Linked DNA regions of Homo sapiens: region 2 is linked to region 1. A link is a contact called in ENCODE Hi-C or POLR2A ChIA-PET data. All regions are on one chromosome and are shown on one strand. The core of a region is the stretch at or near the end of the contact, and the rest is flanking DNA. Distances in the headings are between cores, read along the strand shown.

The links. A loop is a pair of places that touch in the nucleus more often than their neighbours do. ChIA-PET counts read pairs that join two places held with the same protein, here RNA polymerase II (POLR2A). Pooled maps may share reads with other maps.
Region 2: a map of CD8-positive, alpha-beta T cell shows a loop between it and region 1 (22-fold over the local background). The contact joins the promoter of PHYH here to the enhancer-like site in region 1. A Hi-C loop is called at or near these places in 2 of 168 maps with a recorded cell type or tissue (CD8-positive, alpha-beta T cell and naive thymus-derived CD4-positive, alpha-beta T cell) and 12 of 50 pooled maps. POLR2A ChIA-PET finds 5 or more read pairs at or near these places in 2 of 52 experiments (BJ and OCI-LY7).

Annotation. Positions count from the first base shown.
Region 1 is chr10:13,786,451-13,791,684 of GRCh38, forward strand. All of the region lies in intron 5 of FRMD4A (FERM domain containing 4A), which reads right to left. Among named protein-coding and RNA genes, the nearest start is that of PRPF18, 200 kb to the left of the region's middle. RefSeq lists enhancers at 994-1,043, 1,859-2,449. Within about 2 kb of position 2,386, at least 25 of the 41 ENCODE cell types and tissues checked have a DNase peak (open chromatin) inside an H3K27ac peak, as active enhancers do; they include CD8-positive, alpha-beta T cell and OCI-LY7, where a contact is called at or near this core.
Region 2 is chr10:13,296,238-13,301,366 of GRCh38, forward strand. It overlaps PHYH (phytanoyl-CoA 2-hydroxylase), which reads right to left and starts at 3,827. Exons shown (of 9, transcript NM_006214.4): 1 at 3,731-3,827; 2 at 1,950-2,008. The coding sequence starts at 3,805. It overlaps LOC124902377 (a long non-coding RNA gene), which reads left to right and starts at 3,952. Exons shown (of 2, transcript XR_007062056.1): 1 at 3,952-4,169. RefSeq lists enhancers at 2,817-3,437, 4,014-4,153 and a silencer at 3,414-3,833.

The DNA of each region.
Region 1 (5,234 bases), core at 1,136-3,635:
AAAAAATTAGCCAGGCGTGGTGGCGGACACCCGTAATCCCAGCTACTTGGGAGGCTGAGGCAGGAGAATCGCTTGAACCTGGGAGGCGGAGGTTGCAGTCAGCTGAGATCATGCCATTGCACTCCAGCCTGGGCAACAAAAGCGAAACTCCGTCTCAAAAATAAATAAATAAATCTACATCCTTTGCAAAGGGCCTCTGGCAAAGGGTAGGCAGAATAATAAAAGAAACTAAAGGAAGGAAAAGAAGGAAAAGCGAGGAAAGGGAGAGAAAGGGGAGGCAAGGAAGAGAGAAAGCAATCCTAACACCAGAATATTAACAGAAGCCTCCTGAAGTTGACGGTGGCCTTTGTGCTCTAATGATGATTTTGAGTCTAAATTCATATAAGGTCTGAAATAACTTAATTTTCAAAGTAATGCCATATGTTTCTTAAAAGAATCTCATTTGCTTTAGTTCTTAAAAAGTAAAGAGTAAAGACATCCTGCCTCTTCCACCCCAATTTTCTCCTGAATAGTATATTAAGAAAATATAACGCTTCCCTTTTCGTTTCCACTCTCATATGATGGAAAACTGAATTGAGGTGGCAAATTCTACATCTCTGTGACTGCCTTCATTTCCACCAAGCTCTCTGTTGTCTAGCCATAAAAGGGGCAGAGAAGGTACAGGAAATAACACGCATATTCTGAGATGAAGAGAAAAAAAATCACCTCCTCTCGACGGAAGTGGAAAGCAGTTTCCTGTTAACTTTTATCACCAAGACGACAGCCTGGAAAACCCCGTGAGCTCCGGGCCTGTCATATCATTGTTCTGTTAGGGGAGGGTATGGAGCTCATCCTGAGCTTTCCCTCCCTGCCAGGGAACGGCTGAGTCAAAAACGCCTGCAGAGAAACAGAGCTCAGACCTCTCCACCCGCACGCCCAGAGAGGCATGGTGCACACCGGTGGCACCAGGGACAAGAGCCTCCTGGGAAGATGGGGAGGGCTGAGGGTTTGGATTCAAAGTCAAAATTTTTTTTTCTTTTTTTTCTTTTTGAGATGGGGTCTTGCTCTGTCACTCAGGCTGGAGTGCAGTGTGCAACCACAGTTCACTGCAGCCTCGACCTCCTGGGATCAAGTGACCTGTCTGTCTAAGCCTCCCAGATAGCTGGGACTACAGATATAAGCCACCATGCTGACTAATTTTTTATTTTCTGTCGAGATGGGGTCTCACTATGTTGCCCAGGCTGGTCTTGAACTCCTGAGCTCAAGTAATTATCCTACCCTGACCTCCCAAAGTACTCAGGTTACAGGCCAGCCTCTTCTTCTTTTTTTTTTTTAATCCAGTTTTTGGCTGGGCATAGTTTTTGGCCGGGCATAGTTTTTGGCCGGGCATGCCTGTAATCCCAGCACTTTGGGAGGCCGAGGCAGGCAGATCTGTCTCAAAAAAAAAGAAAAAAAAAAAAAGTGGCTTCTTTTTCTGATTTTCAGGAGAGCCTCAGCAGTAGGTGGCAATGTTGCATTTCCTTAACTACCAGCATGGAGCAGGGAGTGCTTCCAGGGTTCACAAAGAACATTCCAGGTCTCTGGGTAACCAGGGAAATAAATGAAGGCTATGTCTCGGATTCAGAGGGTCTGCATGGACAGTTCCGAGTCTGGCTGTGTATTGACCATGGCTTTATGATGCTTGGATGTCTGTGACCTTGCTGGGCCTGGAGGGACTGCTGGTGCCAGGGTTAGCCAATTTCCAGACCCCAAGACTTCCACATGTCACCATGGATCCAGGGTCCACCCCTCCCACCACCTCTCGGCTCTCACACCCAGGGCCACTATTTCCCTGCCCTCACCACCCTAGGGACACGTACCAGACAACTAGGGGGCAGCCCCCATGCTGCAGAGCCCGCTGAAATTATTTAAACTAGCCAATCCCAAGCCTGCTCTCCCAGCCTTGCCCGTTCCTCCCCAAAGAAACCACAAAAAATGCTCTTGCCCAATTGTTTCCCGGCTCCCCAATGCCTCCCACATGGCCCTGCGTGGCATGGTGTGGCCCCTTCTCCCAGGAACTGAGTGACAATCTTTTCAATGTCTGTCCTCTCCTCATCTGCTGGCCTCACCACAGCTGAATCATAATCAGACCTACATTTTAAACGGGTTTTGGGGGCACACTTAGCAGGACTGAATCTTAGGGCATCTATTTGAGTCTAAAGGAACACTCTAGATGGAGCGCAGACCTTGCTAAGAGGTTTCCTGACTCCACAAGCAACAGCCCACCCAAACTAGCTCAGATGATCCCGACCCGAGAATATTTTATCAGAGAGTCTGAAGGAGAACGAAATAGGTGCTCTGTGTTTATGTGTTTGAGCTTATTAAATATTAAACAGCCTCTAAAGCCTCGGGGAGTCCCGTCCCCTTCTTTGACAAGTGAAAGCCTCTGGTTGCAATAGACTGAACACTGCCTAGTCAGATGGCAAGGGCCCAGCCAGATGACATCAGCCAGGTCTCCTCCTCCATTCTCCCTGCTCTCCCTTTCCCTTCCCCATCCAGCCCTGGGCACTTGGGAATCACTGAATATTTACAGCAAGTGTTAATTAAATGGACCAGTGATTTCATTTTGTAATGAACACAAATGTCACATTTAAAATGCCTACTCTTGGTGGCAAATAAGAGCCATGATAATGAAAGCAATAAGCTGTGAGTTTCTGCAGCCAAGCCTCTGATGCTTAGAATCTCAATGCCTCTAAAATCTTAACTGGGACACCTAGCTGAAATATAGCAAGTTCTGGTTAGCAGGAACCTCATTTTAGATCCATGCCATCATTGTTATTGCGAGTGACAGGAAGTAGCAGCTGCTGTCTCCATCAGCCAGGGAAGATACCAAGAATCCGGCCTGTGGACTTGGCTGTAAAATCCTTCCTCCCCGATCGGACTTCTCCTCTCTTATTTTTTTGCTGCTTGCTTCAGTTTATTGTCTGTGAAACTCAAATTCTGAAGAGGCAAATCTAATCTCTGTTTATTTTCTTACAAGGAGTTGAGATGATCAGAACTACAGGACACTTGGTAGAAGAAAATGTAATTAAAGAATAATCCAGACATGTAGGCTTCATTCTGAGCACAAAGTTGTGCCTATGAAAAGACCACACACACACACACACACACACACACACACATGACGCAGACTTCCTTGGGTTGTGTATATTTTCCTTATATTTTTTTCTTGACCTATTTCTAAAGCTTGCCTGGTGAACAATATCAGAGAGACATTGTTCCCAAGCCTTATAGCACTAAACAATGGTTTGCAGTTCAAGGTGCTCTTGGTCATATATTGACCGCTGCTGGCTGCTTATAATGTGTGTGTGTGTGTGTGTGTGTGTGTGTGTGTGTTGTGTGGTGAGGGGAGTGGGAAGAGGTGAGGCTGGACAGTTAAGCAGAAGTCACATCATGCAAGTCACGCTAAAGATGTCCTTTTCTGAGGATAATGGGAAGCTGGAAAAAAATTATGAGCAAGGATCAGATGAGAATTCTAGAAAGATGCTCAGTGTCTTCATATAGGGGAGTTTGGAAGGGGTCAAGGCCAGACGCAGAGATGAACAAGGAGATCTTGAGTCCAGGAGAGGTTTATGGAAGCCCTAATTACTATTAGGCTGTGTATGGAGAGTAAGAGATGGATAGGGAGCTGTTTAAGATGCAGGAATAACAGCGAGTAGTGACTGAGGGAACAGGAGGAGGCAAGCGGGAGGGAGCGGTGAGGTCAAGGTTGACTCCCAAGTCTCTGGTTTTGGGGGCTGCAGGGGTGATGGTGCCCATCACAAAGACAAGGAGGTGACAACGAAAGGGGAGCACATTTGGATGCAGAAAGACGACGACATCATTAGATTCCAGCTGCATCTGTGAGGAAATGCCAGTCAGTGGAGATGGCCTGGAGCTCGGGAGAGAGGTCAGGACTGGGGCAGAGGACGGAGAGTCTCCAGCAAAGAGACTGCAGTGGCAGCTGTGGATGGGGGTGAAATCACACCAGGGGAAGGTGCAGGGAGAGAAGACAAGCAAGACACGACCTCGTGGACACCAGGGCTCAAGGGACAGCAGAGCAGAGCAGGGAACCTGCCCCGAGCCAGGGACAGAGGGGACAAAGAGGAGGTGGCCCAGGAGAGTGTAGTGCCACAGAGCCGGGGGAACTGAAAGGGAGCATGTTCGAATGAGCCCAGAGCCACAGAAGCCACATGGGAGCAGGGCAGAAGCACGCCTGTGGAGCTAGGGGCGAGAGACCTCCAGTGACCAGGGGGTACGATGGCACCAGAAGCTGGACGACCACAGAATGAGGAACGAGAGGCCTGTGGGGAGGGGGTGACAGCAAGTGCAGACCCATCTCTCGGCGGTTGCTGTGAGCAGAGCAGAAGGGGTAGCAGAGGGCACTGGCTGGAGGAGGCTGTGCATCACAGAGGACGTTTTCTTCAGTTAGATTGGGACGTGGTCACAAAGGGGAGGAATCCATGGAGGAGAAGATAGAGAAAAAGAGAGGAAAGGCTCGAGGGAGAAGCTCTGTGAGGTGACAGAAGGGACTGGGATTGAGGTACACGTGGATCAGTGCGTGCTGGATGATGGGCTAAGGGTCTTCCTCTGAGACGCTCATGCATTTGCGTGTGTGCAGTGAGTGGACTGAGAAGCCACAAAAACACAATTAAAGATACAATTAAGTTTGTGGATAAAGAAGTAGGACTAGGAGCTCCCTGGTGCTGGCTTTTATTTTCTCTGCAGAAACATAAGCAGCAACATCTTCTTAGAGCAAAAGCCTTGAGTATCTGGGACCTGAAGCAAGAGGTAAAACCACAGTGGGGAACAGAGACCCTGAGCAGGCACCCCTGGCAGAACTGGCTAGAGATATGATGATCTGTGTGGGGTTCATCACAATAACCATGAACCAACCTGAAGTTGCATGAACATTTTCCTGAACACACTCAGAAGCTCGGGGGTAGAAATAAAAGGTGTGTGTGTGTGTGTGGCAGGACCAGTCCAACCCTGCGGGTGGGTGTGTGTGTGAGAGAAAGGGAGAGAGAGAGAAAGTGTGAGCAGCAAAGGGAGGTGTGGTCCAGGGTCAGGAAGTAGTTGGAAGGGTGCACAATGGATTTGCACTGAATTGGCCAAAAAATAGGACAGGCAGGGCTGATAGGATCTCAGAAGCTGGAGGAAATGGACGCGAAATTGCCTGAGAACAGGGTTTATCAGTTTTGTTCGCTGCTCTGTCCTTGGCTCCTAGAGCAGTGCTT
Region 2 (5,129 bases), core at 2,577-5,076, 490 kb before region 1:
ACCAAGGAAATAATCTGAAAACTTACGCTTTATGTCACCAAAACAAGTGCATTAGTGGGCCGGGCACAGTGGCTCATGCCTGTAATCCCAGCTTTTTGGGAGGCTGAGGCAGGTGGATCACCTGAGGTCGGGAGTTCGAGACCAGCCTGACTCACATGATGAAACCCCATCTCTACTAAAAATACAAAAATTAGCGTGCCTGTAATCCCAGCTACTCAAGAGGATGAGGCAGGAGAATCGCTAGAACCTGTGGGGGTGGAGATTGCAGTGAGCCAGGATTGCACCAGTGCACTCCAGCCTGGGTGACAGAGCAAGGCTCCATCTCAGAAAAAAAAAAAAAAAAAAAAGTGCATTAGTGGAAGAAAAATTAACTAGTGACACTATGTTCACTCAGTGGAATATGACTCAGACATTAAAAATTAAGGCCATATAATAGTATGGATGGCGGGCACAGTGGCTCATGCCTGTAATCCTAGCTTTGGGAGGCTGAGGTGGGCGGATCACGAGGTCAGATCGGGACCATCCTGGCTAACACGGTGAAACCCGCCTCTACTAAAAATGCAAAAAATTAGCCCGGCATGGTGTCTGGCGCCTGTAGTCCAGCTACTGGAGAGGCTGAGGCAGGAGAATGGCGTGAACCCGGGAGGCGGAGCTTGCAGTGAAGCAAGATGGCACCACTGCACTCCAGCCTGGGCGACAGAGCCAGACTCGGTCTCAAAATAAAATAAAATATAATAAAATATAATAAAATAAAAAATAGTATGGACAATGCTTATTATAATAAAATATTATTACAATTATGTAAAACCAAGACACTATATGAAAAAAAGAAAAGCCTGCAAAGAAATACACCAAAGCAATTTTTAACAGTGATTGCCTTTAGAAATGGAATTAGGGATGATTTTTTAAAATTCCTTCTATTTCTCTGATGTTTCTGTAATGAATACATATGATTTTTCAGATGGGAAACAAATTCAATAAATTGTATATTTTTAACTGTCCAGTTGATGCATTCCAAGAAGGTAAAGTAACAAAATCCAAATAAATGTACAGCATACCCATAAACTCAAATCACCCAACCTATTCCTTAAGATCGGAATTGTGGTTGTATGAGAATATTTAGGAAGGTCAAGATCTTCCCCTTTAAAGGTGATTTAAGATAAACCAAAGATGCTAGCTAATATGTCCATATAACCAAATACAAGCTAATTTGTTTTGTTTTGTTTTGTTTTTTGAGATGGAGTCTGGCTCTATCACCCAGGCTGGAGTTCAGTGGCGTGATCTCAGCTCACTGCAACCTTGACTTCCAAGGTTCAAGCGATTCTCCCACTTCAGCCTCCTGAGTAGCTGGGATTATAGGTGCACACCACCATGCCCAGCTAATTTTTGTATTTTTTCATTTTGTAGAGGTGGGGTTTGTAGAGATGTTGGCCAGGCTGGTCTCGAACTCCTGACCTCAAGTGATCCACCTGCCTTGGCCTCCCAAAGTGCTGGGATTACAGGCATGAGCCACGGTGCCCGGCCACAAGTTAATTTAAATGAGATGTTTAACTGAATTTTTAAAAGTCAGATTATAAGGCTGGTGTGATGGCTCAGGCTGCAATCCCAGCACTTTGGGAGGCCAAGGCAGGAGGATTGCTTTAGCCCAGGAGTTCAACACCAGCCTGGGCAACATAGGAAGGGCCCGTCTCTATTAAAAATAAATAAATAAATGTCGGATTATGTATTTTCTGGTATTTTTCCTTCTTTCTGAATCTTAAAATACATACAGAAAATTAGTCGGTCTCCAAAATTTTCCACAAGTGCACTAATTAGAATAAGTCCTGGAAACAGAGGATTTGTATAATAAAATTCTAATCAGGTAACATATTATGTGGTATATCTTCATTACCACTCAAGAAACTTTTATATACATAATATATTTCAAAATCAAAACTCAAACTACTTACTGGAATTGTTGAGGATGGAAACTGGCAGAGGAAATAGTCCCTGAAGTGGGATGAGCTACCTAGGATGTGAATTAAGGCAAATAAAGTAAAATATAGAAGGCCAGGCACGGTGGCTCATGCCTGTAATTCCAGCACTTTGGGAGGCTGAGGCAGGAGGATTACTTGAGCTCAGGAGTTCGAGACCAGCCTGGCCAACATGGTGAAACCCCATCTCTACTAAAAATACAAATTAGGCCGGGGGCGGTGGCTCACGTTTGTAATCCTAGCACTTTGGGAGGCCGAGGCGGATGGATCACCTGAGGTCGGGATTTCGAGACCAGCCTGACCAATATGGTGAAACCCCATCTCTACTAAAAATACAAAAATTAGCCAGGCGTGGTGGCGTTCATTTGTAATCCCAGCTACTGGAGAGGCTAAGACAGGAGAATTGCTTGAACCTGGGAGGTGGAGATTGCAGTGAGCTGAGATCAGGCCACTGCATTCCAGCCTGGGCAACAGAGAGAGACTCCATCTCAGAAAAAAAACTACCACCACTACTACTACTACTACTACTACTACTACTACTACTACTACTACTGCTACTACTACTACTACTAATAATAATAATACAAATTACACTTGGGAGGCTGAGGCAGGGGAATGGCTTGAACCTGGGAGGCGGAGGTTGCAGTGGGCCGACATTGCAGAGTGCGGCACTGCACTCCAGCCTGACCACAGAGCAAGACTCCGTCTCAAAAATAATAATAATAATAATAATAATAATAATAATAATAATAATAACAACAATAACAACAACAACATAAATTCGCCTGGCATCGTGGCGCAACCCTGTAGTCCCAACTACTTAGGAGGCTGAGGTGGAAGGATCTCTTGAGCCCAGGAGTGAGCCGAGATCGTACCACTACTGCACTCCAGCCTGGGTGACAGAGTGAGGCCCTGTTTCAAAAAAAAAAAAAAACCAAAAAAGCAAAACCCTAGAAATTCCTTTTAAAGATCTCCTTTCTATCCGGTAACTGCAGAGAGTTGACATAGAATTGCATTGTTTCTTTAGCTTAATCGGTTACTTTCGGAATGTCACTCTCATCAATTAACATGTTATCCTTTCTTTCTCTCTGTTTCTCTCTTTTGGAACGCACTGGCCATCACGGCTCACTGTAACCCTGGACTCCTGGCCTTGGCCCCCAGAAGAGCCGAGACAACAGGCAAGGCGTGTGCCGCCGCGCCAGTCCTCACCCGCTGTCCTTCCCCAAATAGTGTCTTTATATAACTCAGTGGCAATGCCGTAGTCCAGCAGGGAGGCCGCCCTGGGCAGCGCCTGCCTGGCCAGCTCCTGCCCGGGAGGGCACCGTCCTCTCCCCTCCGGAGAGGTCCCGGTCACTGCCTGCCTGGGCCGGTTCCAGGCAGCCCTGCGCGCCTGTGCACCGTGCGCCTGTGATTGGACATCTCTGGGTCTCTGGACAGCTGCCGGGGTCACGCGCCGCCGGTGAAACGACGTCTCCACAAAGAGAGGAGCAGAGGCCCCCAGGGATCCCGGAGGGCAGGGCAACGCGGCAATTGCCCCGACCCCAGGGCGGCCGCGCGTGTCCTCGGGGGACGCAGCCTCTTCCCCGCTCCCCGGCTCCTGGAAGAGACGCGACCCAGGCGGGGACGCGGCGCTGAGCGAGGAGGCGCTGGGGCTGCGAAGCGTGCGACCCCGAGGCCTCCACCCGGACCAGGGCCACCACTCAGGCGGCGGCGCCGGCGCCGGATCCAGCCCGAGCCCCGCGCAGCCCAAAGGATACGACAGCCCCGGCCGAGGGGCGGCCGAGGTGGCCCAGAACAATCTGCAGACGGGCGGCGGCGCGAAGCTGCTCCATGGCTGCGGCGCGGGGAACCCCCACCCCTCCCGGCCTCTGCCCCATTTAGCCCAGCGGGCGGCTCCGCCTCCAGGCGCCGCCCCGGACTGGACGTAAGCGGGATTCCGGGCGGTGCCAGCTCGCGGGCCGGGCTGCTGGGGAGCCCTAGTCCGCTAGAGTCCGCGCGCCGGGCAACCGCCCGGGGCTGAAGTCCTCCCCACACCATGATCCTTCCGTCCTTTATTTTCTTTCTTTTTAAAAAGAAACAAGATCTTGCTCTGTCGCCCAGGCTGGAGTGCAGTGCGCGATCATAGCTCACTGCAGCCTTGAACTCTTGGGCTAATTTTTATTTTTTGTAGAGATGGGGTCTCGCTACGTTGCCCAGGTGGGTCTCAAACTCCCCCCGCCTCCCGTCTCGACCTCCCAAAGTGCTGGGACTACAGGCGTGAGTCATTACCCCTGCCCCGCACCCTGTTTCTGTTCCATCACCAGGACCCTCCCTGCCGCACCGAAGCTCGGGGGCCCAGTGACCAGGCCGAGGTCACACAGTGACAAGTGGCTGGGCTGGGACCTCACTCACTCTCCTAACGTCATGGCTTCCATCTGTTTAACCCTACGTGACTGCTCCTTCCACTGACAGCTGAAAGAATAAAATCTCCGATTTAAACAAAAAGTTTGCCGGGCGCGGTGGCTCACGCCTGTAATCCCAGCACTTTGGGAGGCCAAGGCAGGCGGATCACGGGGTCAGGAGTTCGAGACCAGCCTGGCCAACTTGGTGAAAACCCGTCTCTACTAAAGATACAAAAATTAGCTGAGTGTTGTGGCGCACGCCTGTAATCCCAGCTACTGGGGAGGCTGAGGCAAGAGAATCACTTGCAACCGGGAGGCGGAGGATGCAGTCAGCGAGATGGCGCCACTGCATTCCAGCCTGGGTGACAGGGCAAGACTCCGTCTCTAAACAAACAAACAAACAAACAAACAGGTTTTTAGCCGGGTGCGGTGGCTCACGCCCGTAACTCCAACACTTTGGGAGGCCGAGGCAGGAGGATCGCTTGAGCTCAGGATCGCTATAGATCGAAAGCAGCCTGGGTAACATAGTGAGAACACCTGATCTACAAAAAAATTAGCCGGGCGTCGTGGCGGGCGCCTGTAGTCCCAGCTACTCAGGAGGCTGAGGCAGGAGAACGGTGTAAACCCAGGAGGCGGACCTTGCAGTGAGCGAGATGGCGCCACCGCACTCCAGCCTGGGCGACAGAGCAAGACTCCGTCTCAAAAAAAATAAAAAATAAATCAATAAATTAAATAAATAAAAATTCCAGACATTGTATGAGGAAGCATTGCAAAA